Regions from separate parts of the Homo sapiens genome. Here region 2 is linked to region 1. A link is an interaction called in ENCODE POLR2A ChIA-PET data of the cell type or tissue named here. Cell type or tissue: MCF 10A. All regions are shown on one strand. Region 1 overlaps ELF2 (E74 like ETS transcription factor 2). Region 2 overlaps LOC105379412 (a long non-coding RNA gene).

What was found. Peaks named below come from ENCODE experiments on the same cell type or tissue, not always from the same donor. Only the 100,000 strongest peaks of a DNase experiment are listed, where the experiment ranks them.
Region 2: POLR2A ChIA-PET joins it to region 1 with 10 read pairs; 9 of 35 experiments call an interaction of 5 or more read pairs at or near these places.

What each region holds. Positions count from the first base shown.
Region 1 is chr4:139,165,535-139,170,534 of GRCh38, forward strand. The region is part of intron 1 of ELF2 (E74 like ETS transcription factor 2); the gene reads right to left. Among named protein-coding and RNA genes, the nearest start is that of ELF2, 9.2 kb to the right of the region's middle. In MCF 10A, a CTCF peak has its summit at 2,460; a DNase peak (open chromatin) is centred at 2,487.
Region 2 is chr4:139,241,075-139,246,074 of GRCh38, forward strand. It overlaps LOC105379412 (a long non-coding RNA gene), which reads left to right. Exons shown (of 4, transcript XR_007058273.1): 4 at 4,221-4,758. Among named protein-coding and RNA genes, the nearest start is that of MGARP, 37 kb to the right of the region's middle. In MCF 10A, no CTCF peak of the experiment used is centred here; DNase peaks (open chromatin) are centred at 1,557 and 2,667.

The DNA of each region.
Region 1 (5,000 bases):
CGCCTGTAATCCCAGCTACCCGGGAGGCTGAGGCAGGAGAACCACTTGAATCCCAGAGGCAGAGGTTACAGTAAGCTGAGATCGCACCACTGCACTCCAGCCTGGGCAACAGAGCAACACTCCGTCTTAAAAAAATAAAAAATAAATAAGTCTTTCTTGACCTCAAACTAACTTTAGGATGTTCCACAAGGCACTGGACCTTCTCAAAGATTTCTGAAACAGAGACACTGAACTAAATCAGGCTTGATATGCTGAATTATATGGAAAGCACTGACAAATAAGTGATTCTAGATCTTCTTGCAGTTACATTTATTGATATGATATTAATATGAATATTCCAAAAGTATATAAAACTCTTAGAAATCTAATATGTCATCAGTCATAATTCTAGTATATATTACATGCCACAAAAATAACTGAATTTCTTTGTCAATTGCTGATTATAATAAACTTCATCAGATTTTTAACCATGGCTATTCTAAATCTTCATCATTCACAGTTTTGATTCTTCTCTAAAAACAGGCTGGGCATGGTGGCTCACGCCTGTAATCCCAGCACTTTGGAAGGCCGAGACGGGCGGATCACCTGAGGTCAGGTGTTCGAGACCAGCCTGGCCAATATGGCTACTAAAAATAAAAAATTTTAGTCTTTAGTCTCTGGTCTTTACTAATTTTAGTCTTTAGTCTCTACTAAAAATACAAAAATTAGCCAAGGTAGTAGTGTGCACCTGTAATCCCAGCTGCTTGGGAAGCTGAGACAGAAGAATCACTTGAACCCAGGAAGTGGAGGTTGCAGTAAGCCGACATCAGGCCACTGTACTCCAGCCTGGGTGACAGAGTCAAACTGTCTCAAAAAATAAATAAGTAAAATTTAAAAATAAATAAAAATAAAAATATCTGCAATCAGGTTCATGGAAAAGATTTGTACGCTTAAATATACATTTCTAATAACTTTAAGCTCAATGGACTAAAAATTTTCCAGAATTCTAATGAAGAAACTGATTAGTTAGAAAAACTGCTAATTAAGATTAAGCAACACAAAATATGAGATTAGGCCGGGCACGGTGGCTCACGCCTGTAATCCCAGTACTTTGGGAGGCCGAGGTGGGCGGATCACAAGGTCAGGAGATCGAGACCATCCTGGCTAACATAGTGAAACCCCATCTCTACTAAAAATACAAAAAATTAGCTGGGCGTGGTGGTGGGCACCTGTAATCCCAGCTACTCAGGAGGCTGAGGCAGGAGAATGGCGTGAACCCAGGAGGCAGAGCTTGCAGTGAGCCGAGATGGTGCCACTGCACTCCAGCCTGGGCGAGAGTGTGAGACTCCGTCTCAAAAAAATAAAATAAAATAAGAGATTAAATAATCAATGATGTTTTTATGACTTTTATTTGAAACACTGTTGGTTCTTTACTTAAATGTTCAGTTTTCCAGATTTAAGAAAATTTTTCTCTTAAAGTATCAATCATTTACAGTAATTTGGTAAGATAATACTTATCTCAACAAAAGTGAAAGCATTTACTTTTTCTCCCTACTTGATCCCTCTGCATTAGATATTGGTTAAGTAAAATTCAGAAACTATTCATGAGTATTCTTATTTTTATGATAATATAGGGTTGTTGGCATAAGTTCATAAAAGTTTGCTCTCTTTATAACAGGATACAATTAGAAACGTTAGTTATATTACCAAGACTTTGACTGGAATATCTTATTTAAGAATGTGCACACAATGTCTGGGTTCAGGTGTTCCCATTCCTACAGTGAGAGAATATAATCTGTCACTTCTTGGCCAGCCCAGGAACCTTAAGGCTGTAGGTGAAATCTAATGTCTCCCTTGGTTTGGCTTCCTAGTCTTGAAGGGTTTATAAATCTGAGATTTCTTTGTGGTCAACAGCTATTCTTGCTGCATTTATGTAAATAATCAGACAAAAAACTAATAAAACTATTTTATAAACAAATTTGTCTTATTCTGATTGGTAGAAACTGGGATGACTATAAAAAGTTATGCTTCTAAAGAAAAACTACTGTATCTATTATTAGACTGTAGCCCTGTACACTGTATTTGAGTTTTTATTATCTACCTGCAAACTGGCCTAGATCCTAAATTCTTCTAGGTTCCTCCAATCCAACTTTCTTCCACAGAATTATTAAAACAGAAATTGCTCTGTTCCTGAAGCCCTATAAGCTGAAACTCGATGAATTTTAAGGGACAAGTCTGGTACTCGAAGTCTGAGCCACACAGAAAAGTTCACCAAACTGCCCAATGCCTTAACCAGAGACATTCAAACTGCAAACCAGGATGAGAAGTCGATGGTTCCGCACTGTAGACAGGTTTTCCCAAGATAATTGAACAAGGGGAGACTCTTACCCCTCTTAAGGCGTAGCTTTTTCACTTGGCAAGATAATGTTGTAACTGAAATTTCACAATCAGTAGCTTCTGCTGGTAACTTGACAGAACTTGACCTAAGAGATCCTTCAGTCCACCTAGTGGGTGACTCTGGCAACATCCCTAAAAAAATTATTCACACTCTGCTTTAATTCAACCCAGTTATGGAATGCCGAATGATAACAATGCTCTGCATTAGCTATTGGTTAAGTAAAGAAATGTCTGTGCTATTACTAATACTACATGATTTACCTGGATAAATTCCTTTGAGGAAGTTGAGACTCATACGCAAAATAAGAAAACAGATCACATGGTTACAACAGGTCTCATCTAGTTCTCCATGGTCACTTGGTTTCTTCAACTGACTGCCTTTAGGTCTAGCTTCATGGCTCAAAACCATTATGTAAACTGGTATTATATTACTATTAATTTTACTTTGTATTTTCCTTTTTAAACTTTGTACATGTTATTTGTTACATTTCTGTAGTAGTACAGAATTATACTGACCCAACAGAATTATACTGGGCTGGCCCTAAACCCTGAGATGATAGCCTACATTTAAGGAACAGACAAAAACTGATCTTAATAATGGATTCCCGGCAGACTTAGCCTGAGAATCACTCCCTCCAAACTTCCCTTGTGTGCTCAAATGTGACTGAAAGGGTCCTGACACTGACTCCTAGTTTGACAAGCACTCCCTCCAACATGGGACCATACCAACAACCCAGGACAGGTCCATCCTGGCACCTAAAGATAATTAAAACCTAACTACAAGATGATTGATCAGTGATGCTTCCAAAGAAAGATCCCTTTTGTTTTATTTGTTTTTTTAGAGACAGGGTCTCACCATGTTGCCCAGGTGGGTCTCAAACTCCTGGGCTCAAGCAATCCTCCTGCCTCTGCCTCCCAAAGCGCCAGGATTACAGGCATGAGCCACTGTGCCTGGGTCCAAAGAAAGATTTTGATCAAAAGGGGGAAAAGTGAAAGTTGTTAGAATTAAAATTGAGTCATTTGTGTTAAAAGCCCTGACAAATGGAGCCAGGGAAGGCCATGAAAGGAGGGTTCTCATGCATGAATACCTGATTAAAAAAAAATAACTATTGCCCGGGCATGGTGGCTCACGCCAGTAATCCCAGCACTTTGGGAGGCCGAGACAGGCAGATCACGCTTGTAATCCCAGCACTTTGGGAGGCCAGGGCAGGCAGATCACTTGAGGTCAGGAGTTTAAGACCAACCTGGCCAAAATGGTGAAACCCCATTCCTACTAAAAATACAAAAATTAGCCAGGCATGGTGGCGCAGGCCTGTAGTCCCAGGTACGTGGAAAGTTGAGGCAGGAGAATCACTTGAACCCGGGAGGCAGAGGTTGCGGCAAGCCGAGATCGCACCACTGCACTCCAACCTGGGCTACAGAGCGGGACTACATTTAAAAAAAAAAAAAAAAAAAACTATCACAAAAAAACTCATAAAGGCCACAACCCTGCACAAAGGCAACTGCAACCTTACACAAAAAAATACTTCTGCAAGGACATCTGCCCAGTAACTTCATGTCCAACCTCAGACTGGCATCACTCTTGTCACTGATCTTTATAGCCAAACATAATTGATTTAAAACAATGATGTAATCTTCCTCATTTTTCCTTTAAAAATCTGTCTTGGCCGGGCGCGGTGGCTCATGCCTGTAATCCCAGCACTTTGGGAGGCCCAGGTGGGAGGATCACGAGGTCAGGAGATCGAGACCATCCTGGCTAACACGGTGAAACCCTGTCTCTACTAAAAATACAAAAAATTAGCTGGGCATGGTGGCGGGCGCCTATAGTCCCAGCTACTCGGGAGGCTGAGGCAGGAGAATGGCGTGAACCCGGGAGGCGGAGCTTGCCATAAACTGAGATCTCGCCACTGCACTCCAGCCTGCGCGACAGAGCGAGACTCTTGTCTTAAAAAAAAAAAAAAAAAAAGCTATGTCTTCCTTTACCTCCCTGAATATGCACATAGTTTACTACGGTATGCATATTCCCATTATAATGCCCATTCCTGAATAAATACTGCTTTCTTTCAGAGGGACTGTCTTTTACTTAGGTTGACAGAACCATCTGTATGTAAAAGATGAATTTAGAACCTTATTTCTCACCATACACAGAAATTAATTCAAAATAGATGATAAAATCTAACTGTTAGAGTTAAAACTATAAAACTTCTAGAAAGCAGAAAAATCTCAAGATCTTGGATTAGGCAGAGTTCTTACATAAGACAACAAAAGTATAATCTATAAAAGAAAAAATTTAGAAACCACACTTCATCAAAATTTAAACTAATTACACTTTAAAAGATCTTAATCGCCTTTTTTTTTTTTTTTTTTTTTTTGAGACAGAGTCTCGCTCTGTTGCCCAGGCTGGAGTGCAGTGGTGCGATCTCGGCTCACTGCAATCTCTGCCTCCCGGGTTCAAGCGATTCTCTGTCTCAGCCTCCTAAGTAGCTGGGGCTACAGGTGCACACCACCACACCCGGCTAATTTTTGTATTTTTAGTAGAGATGGGGTTTCACCATGTTGGCCAGGCTGGTCTCGAATGCCTGACCTCATGATCCACCAGCCTCAGTGTCCCAAAGTGCTGGGAT
Region 2 (5,000 bases), 76 kb after region 1:
ATGAGATAGCAATACCAGCTTGCCCCAATAGATAATCCAGTGAAGGCTGTGAACCAAAATTTCAGTTAAAGCAGTTTCCATGGCAGCTTGATTTTTAAAGACCAAACCTTCCCAGACTCCAAAGAGCACTGGGGCCAAACCCTACCAAAGTAGCGTGTCACACATTAACCAGGCTCCCAGCTTAGAACCGCAGCACAAAAGCCTGGATACATGCAATGCCATTCCACTTTCCCTTTAGACAGTAAACTCCAGATTCCAAACAATGTTTGGGCCAGACAGCATTGCAATTGCGAGAGAAAATTCTAAGGAGGATTTAGTACTAGACCTCAGAGCCTCTGCTAAGAGCATCCCCTTTGAGCAGGTTGAGGTCCACAGGACCCACGGAGCATCCTCCTGTGGGGTCCAATCTTAGAGTGTCAGATGTCTCTGACCTTGGGTGGGCACTGGTACCACGTGCAGGTTTTCCCCTCCAAGGCCTACCTCCTAGTATGAGTCTTATAATAGCCATGAACTCTAATGAGAACAGGATGCCAGGTGGGCTTTTTGTCTTTAGCCAGTTGAGTACGTAAGGGAAGAACTTAGCATAAGAAAAGAAAGTTTAAGTCCCCTGAAACACGCGCGAGTTTGCTCTGAGCTGCAGGGATCAGGGATCGCCTAGATCTCCTTCCCCCTTCTGGACAGTGCAATTATAAACAGCCGCTGAAAGACTGAAAAGAAAGAAAGGAAAAAAAAAAAGAAAGAAAAACACCCAGATTCCTTAAGCTAACTGTAAAAAGACCCTGTTCCCCTAAGCGAAACATGAGATGGCAGTTAGGCCATCCTCAACATGGAAACCCTTCAGTTTCACGAACCACGGCCAGAAATCTGCAGCTGTTTCCATGTTTAGACGCCGCCCACCAAGGGTCCCCAGTTGGAAAGGAAAAGAGAGAGCGCGCCCCTGTATGGAGCGGAAAGGAAAGGGAGTAAAATGAATCCCAAACTTTTCGGCTTACCTCTTCTTCCTGTCTGATTCGCCGAAATATTAATGGTGGAGAGTGTCCCGGTTCTTGGCTTCCTGAACAAAGAATTGGACAAAACGCACAAGCAAGGAAAGGAAGGAATGAAGGGTTTTATTGAAAACGAAAGTACGCTCCATGGTGTGGGAGCGGGCCTGAGCATAGAGTCTCAAAGTCCCTGTTGCAGAATATTTGGGAGTTGAAATACCCTCTACTTGGGTACGCCCTATGTAAATGGAGAGGATGAAGTACAGTTACAAAGTCATTTACTTGGCCTTCGCCCTATGGAGAGGATATTTCCTATCATAGCTCAAGTGTGAATCTGCCTTATGTTCCCTGCCTCCAGACCCTATTTTCCTGCCTTACCAGGGCTAATGGAAATGTACCTTAGAATAGAAGAAGACTGTTGAAAACGAAGATTTTAGTCTATTTTGGTGTCTGCTTATAAAAGTGCCTGACATGTAGAAGGCACTCAATAAATACTTGTGGAATGATGAATGAATGAGAGGATGAATGTATGAGTGGGAACCCAGCCAAGCCCTTGACCTGTGGTTTTCTCTGGGTTTCAGCATCCCAGCAGCTCTCCTGGCAGGGAGGCAGAGCCCCCGGGGGCCACAGGGCAGGGCAGGCAAGATCTGGAAGTCAGTGATCAATGAGACTAGAAGGAGTTACCCATAAAAGGAAAACTTTACACTAACTCATCTAGAAAGTCAAGAGTGAGGGTGTTCTGTCACCCCACTGATGACCAGGAGTGATTTCACTGATCCTCCTGCTCCATGTGTGCCAATCTAGAGCCATGACTCCTGTCCAAAAGAGCGACCTTTCCACATACAAATAGAGAGAGTTCTAGACAGACCATATGCTGAGTTTCAGAAACAGAAATAATCACTTTGTGTGGTCCAGAAACACAGCTGTAATCCTGCTTAGAGTTGCTTTTTCTCTTTGTTTGCTTGTGTTGTTTTTTGGGAGACAGGTGTCAGGAAATAGCCTTTATAATAATGACATTAAAAATTTTCTTCTCTTAGGGCCGGATGTGGTGGCTCATGCCTGTAATCCCAGCACTTTGGGAGGCCAGGGTGGGCAGATCACGAGGTCAGGTGCTCGAGACCGGCCTGGCCAACATAGTGAAACCCCATCTCTACTAAAAGTAACAACAATTAGCATGGTGACATGTGCCTGTAATCCCAGCTACTTGGGAGGCTGAGGCAGGAGAATCACTTGAACCCGGGAGGTGGAGGTAGCAGTGAGCCGAGATCGCGCCACTGCACTCCAGCCTGGCGACAGAGAGAGACTCTATCTCAAAAAAAAAAAAAAGGCAACTTTCCATGATTGAAAAGTAGTACAATGTAATCCAGATGGGTTAGCTGAGACTAAGAGCAGTCAATAAAATACTTTATTAATGGCATAAGAGTTGCCTCCAGGTACTGGTGTTCTGATTACATAATATCTACATTTAAAAAAAAATCTAGTTCATGTGAAAGCATGGACATGCTTTAGGCATTAGGCAGCAGTAACTGTAATAGGACCAATAAGGCAATGTACCAGTCCAAACATGTCCATACGCTGTGATTCATTGTTGTTATGTTCAAAAGGGTTAGAGCTCTAGATAGCACTGAAACTCAACCAGCAGAAACTCTCCAGTAACCAGAAACTCTAATTTTTTGTTTGTTTTTTTAGATATGGGTCTCACTGTCACCCAGGCTAGAGTGCAGTGACTCACTGCAGCCTCAAATTCTAGGCAATCCTCCAGGCAATACGAGCTTGCCCCAATAGATAATCCAATGAAGGCTGTGAACCAAAATTTCAGTTAAAGCAGTTTCCATGGCAGTTCCATGGCTTCTCAAATTGCTGGGATTACAGGTCTGAGCCACTGTGCTCAGCCATGAAACTCCAATTAAAATAGTAGGCAGGGCGCAGTGGCACATGCTTGTAATCCTAACACCTTGGGAGGCCAAGGCAGGAGGATTGTTTGGGCCCGGGAGTTCAAGACCGGCCTTTCAAACATCGCAAGACCCTGTCTCTACAAAAATTAAAATTAGCTGGGTGAGGTGGCACTCACCTTCAGTCTTGTGAGGCTAAGGGTAGGAGGATCGCTTGAGCACAGGAGAGCGAGGCTGCAGTGAGCTGTGATTGCGCCACAGCACTCAGCCTGGGCGACAGAGTGAGGCTTTGTCTCAAATAAAATAAAATAAAATAATTGTAGTAGTGTCCACAAGAATCACCTGCAGACCCCGAAGATCTTAGACTTCGAATATTCACCCTGACTGCTCCCTTTACCTAGAATCCCACTTATCTTAGATCAGTCTAAGTCCCCACCTCTCCATTTGGCTACCCCTGCTTATCCTTCAAAACTCAGGTAAGATTTTCTCCTTAGCCAGGAGCCCTCTTTGAGCATAATTCACTTCCCCACTTCTCCTATAAGCCCCCATAGCATCTTTCAAATTTCTGTGTAGTTAACACATTACATGGCATATTTTGTTTGTCTTTCCCTCTGCCCAGAAGGTAAGCTTCTCAGTCTATTCATGCACCTAGTAAAATGCAATTACTATAGTAGGCAGCTCAACAAATATACACTAAGAAATGTTATTCAGAGTCTTGAAAAGTAGTGAATTGGCCGGCTGTGATGGCTTATGCCTGTAACTCCAGCACTTTGGGAGGCTGAGGCGGGCGGATCACCTGAGGTCAGGAGTTCGAAACCAGCCTGACCAATATGGTGAAACTCCGTCTCTACTAAAAATACAAAATTAGCTGGGTGTGGTGGCAGGCGCCTGTAATCCCAGCTACTCGGGAGGCTGAGGCAGGAGAATCACTTGAACCCAGGAGGCGGAGGTTGCAGTGAGCCGAGATCGCGCCATTGCACTCCAGCCTGAGCAACAAGAGCGAAACTCCATCTCAAAAAGAAAAGAAAAGTAGTGAATTAATTTGATCAAATAAAAGTAGCTTAGATAGCTCTATCTGCAATAAGCTTTGATGCTACAAAATTTTCCAGTGATCTTTAAGAGGAAAAAACTGAGAAGCAGTGTTCACTTTTCTTTCAGTTTCTTCTTTCCAGGAGGATACTAAGAAGTAATGATGCCTCTTTTTTTATGCTTAGAAAAATCTCAGATGAGGACAATCATCTTTATTTCTATTTTCAGCACGGGTTCTTGCTGTGTGGCTGTGAAAATGACTGACAGAAATTATAACCAGGTACCGACTGCTCTGTACTTTTTCTTTCTCTTCCAGGTTCGGGATGGCACGTTCCTAATTCCCTCTTGACCACAAAATGTGAGGATCTAGCCTCAAATCTGCAACGCTTGCGTCTAAGAAAAAAATTGTTTTTAAATTTCCATTTAACAGAAATACAGATGCAGAGCCATATAATCATCGGTCTTTGATCACTCAGCAAATCACAGAACAAGGAACAAATCCTAGAGGGGATGACAGGCCAGTTTTTGACCCTATAGCCCAGCAACCTCAACACAGAACCGGAACCTTTCCCACATTAATCGCAAGGCAAGCAAGTGACAGATTTTTACTTTTTAGTTCAATCTTTTTAAATCAATTATAAAAGATGACAAATATACACCTCTCTTGGGATACTTTAGATAGGGCCTTATATAAGTATTATATGTCCTAAAATCAGGCAGATCTTTCTTTATCCCCGTCACATATTTTACATTTCTGAAAGTAAAACAGGAAATTACTTCAAGAAAATGCCTGGAAGAAAAGCAAATATTTTCAAACTATTCAGAAGAATGGAATTTTTCAAAAATTAAAAGTTGCCAAAGGGAGCCAGGCATGGTGGGTCACACCTGGAACCTCAGTGCTTTGAGAGGCAGAGACAGGATGATCACTTGAGGCCAGCAGTTTGAGACCAGCCTGGGTAACATAGTGAGACCCTATCTCTATAAAAAATTAAAAAATTAGCTGGGCCTGGTGGTGCATGTCTGCAGTCGTAGCCACTCCAAAGTCTGAGGTGGGAGGATCACTTGAGCCCAGCAGTTTGAGGCTGAAGTGAGCTAT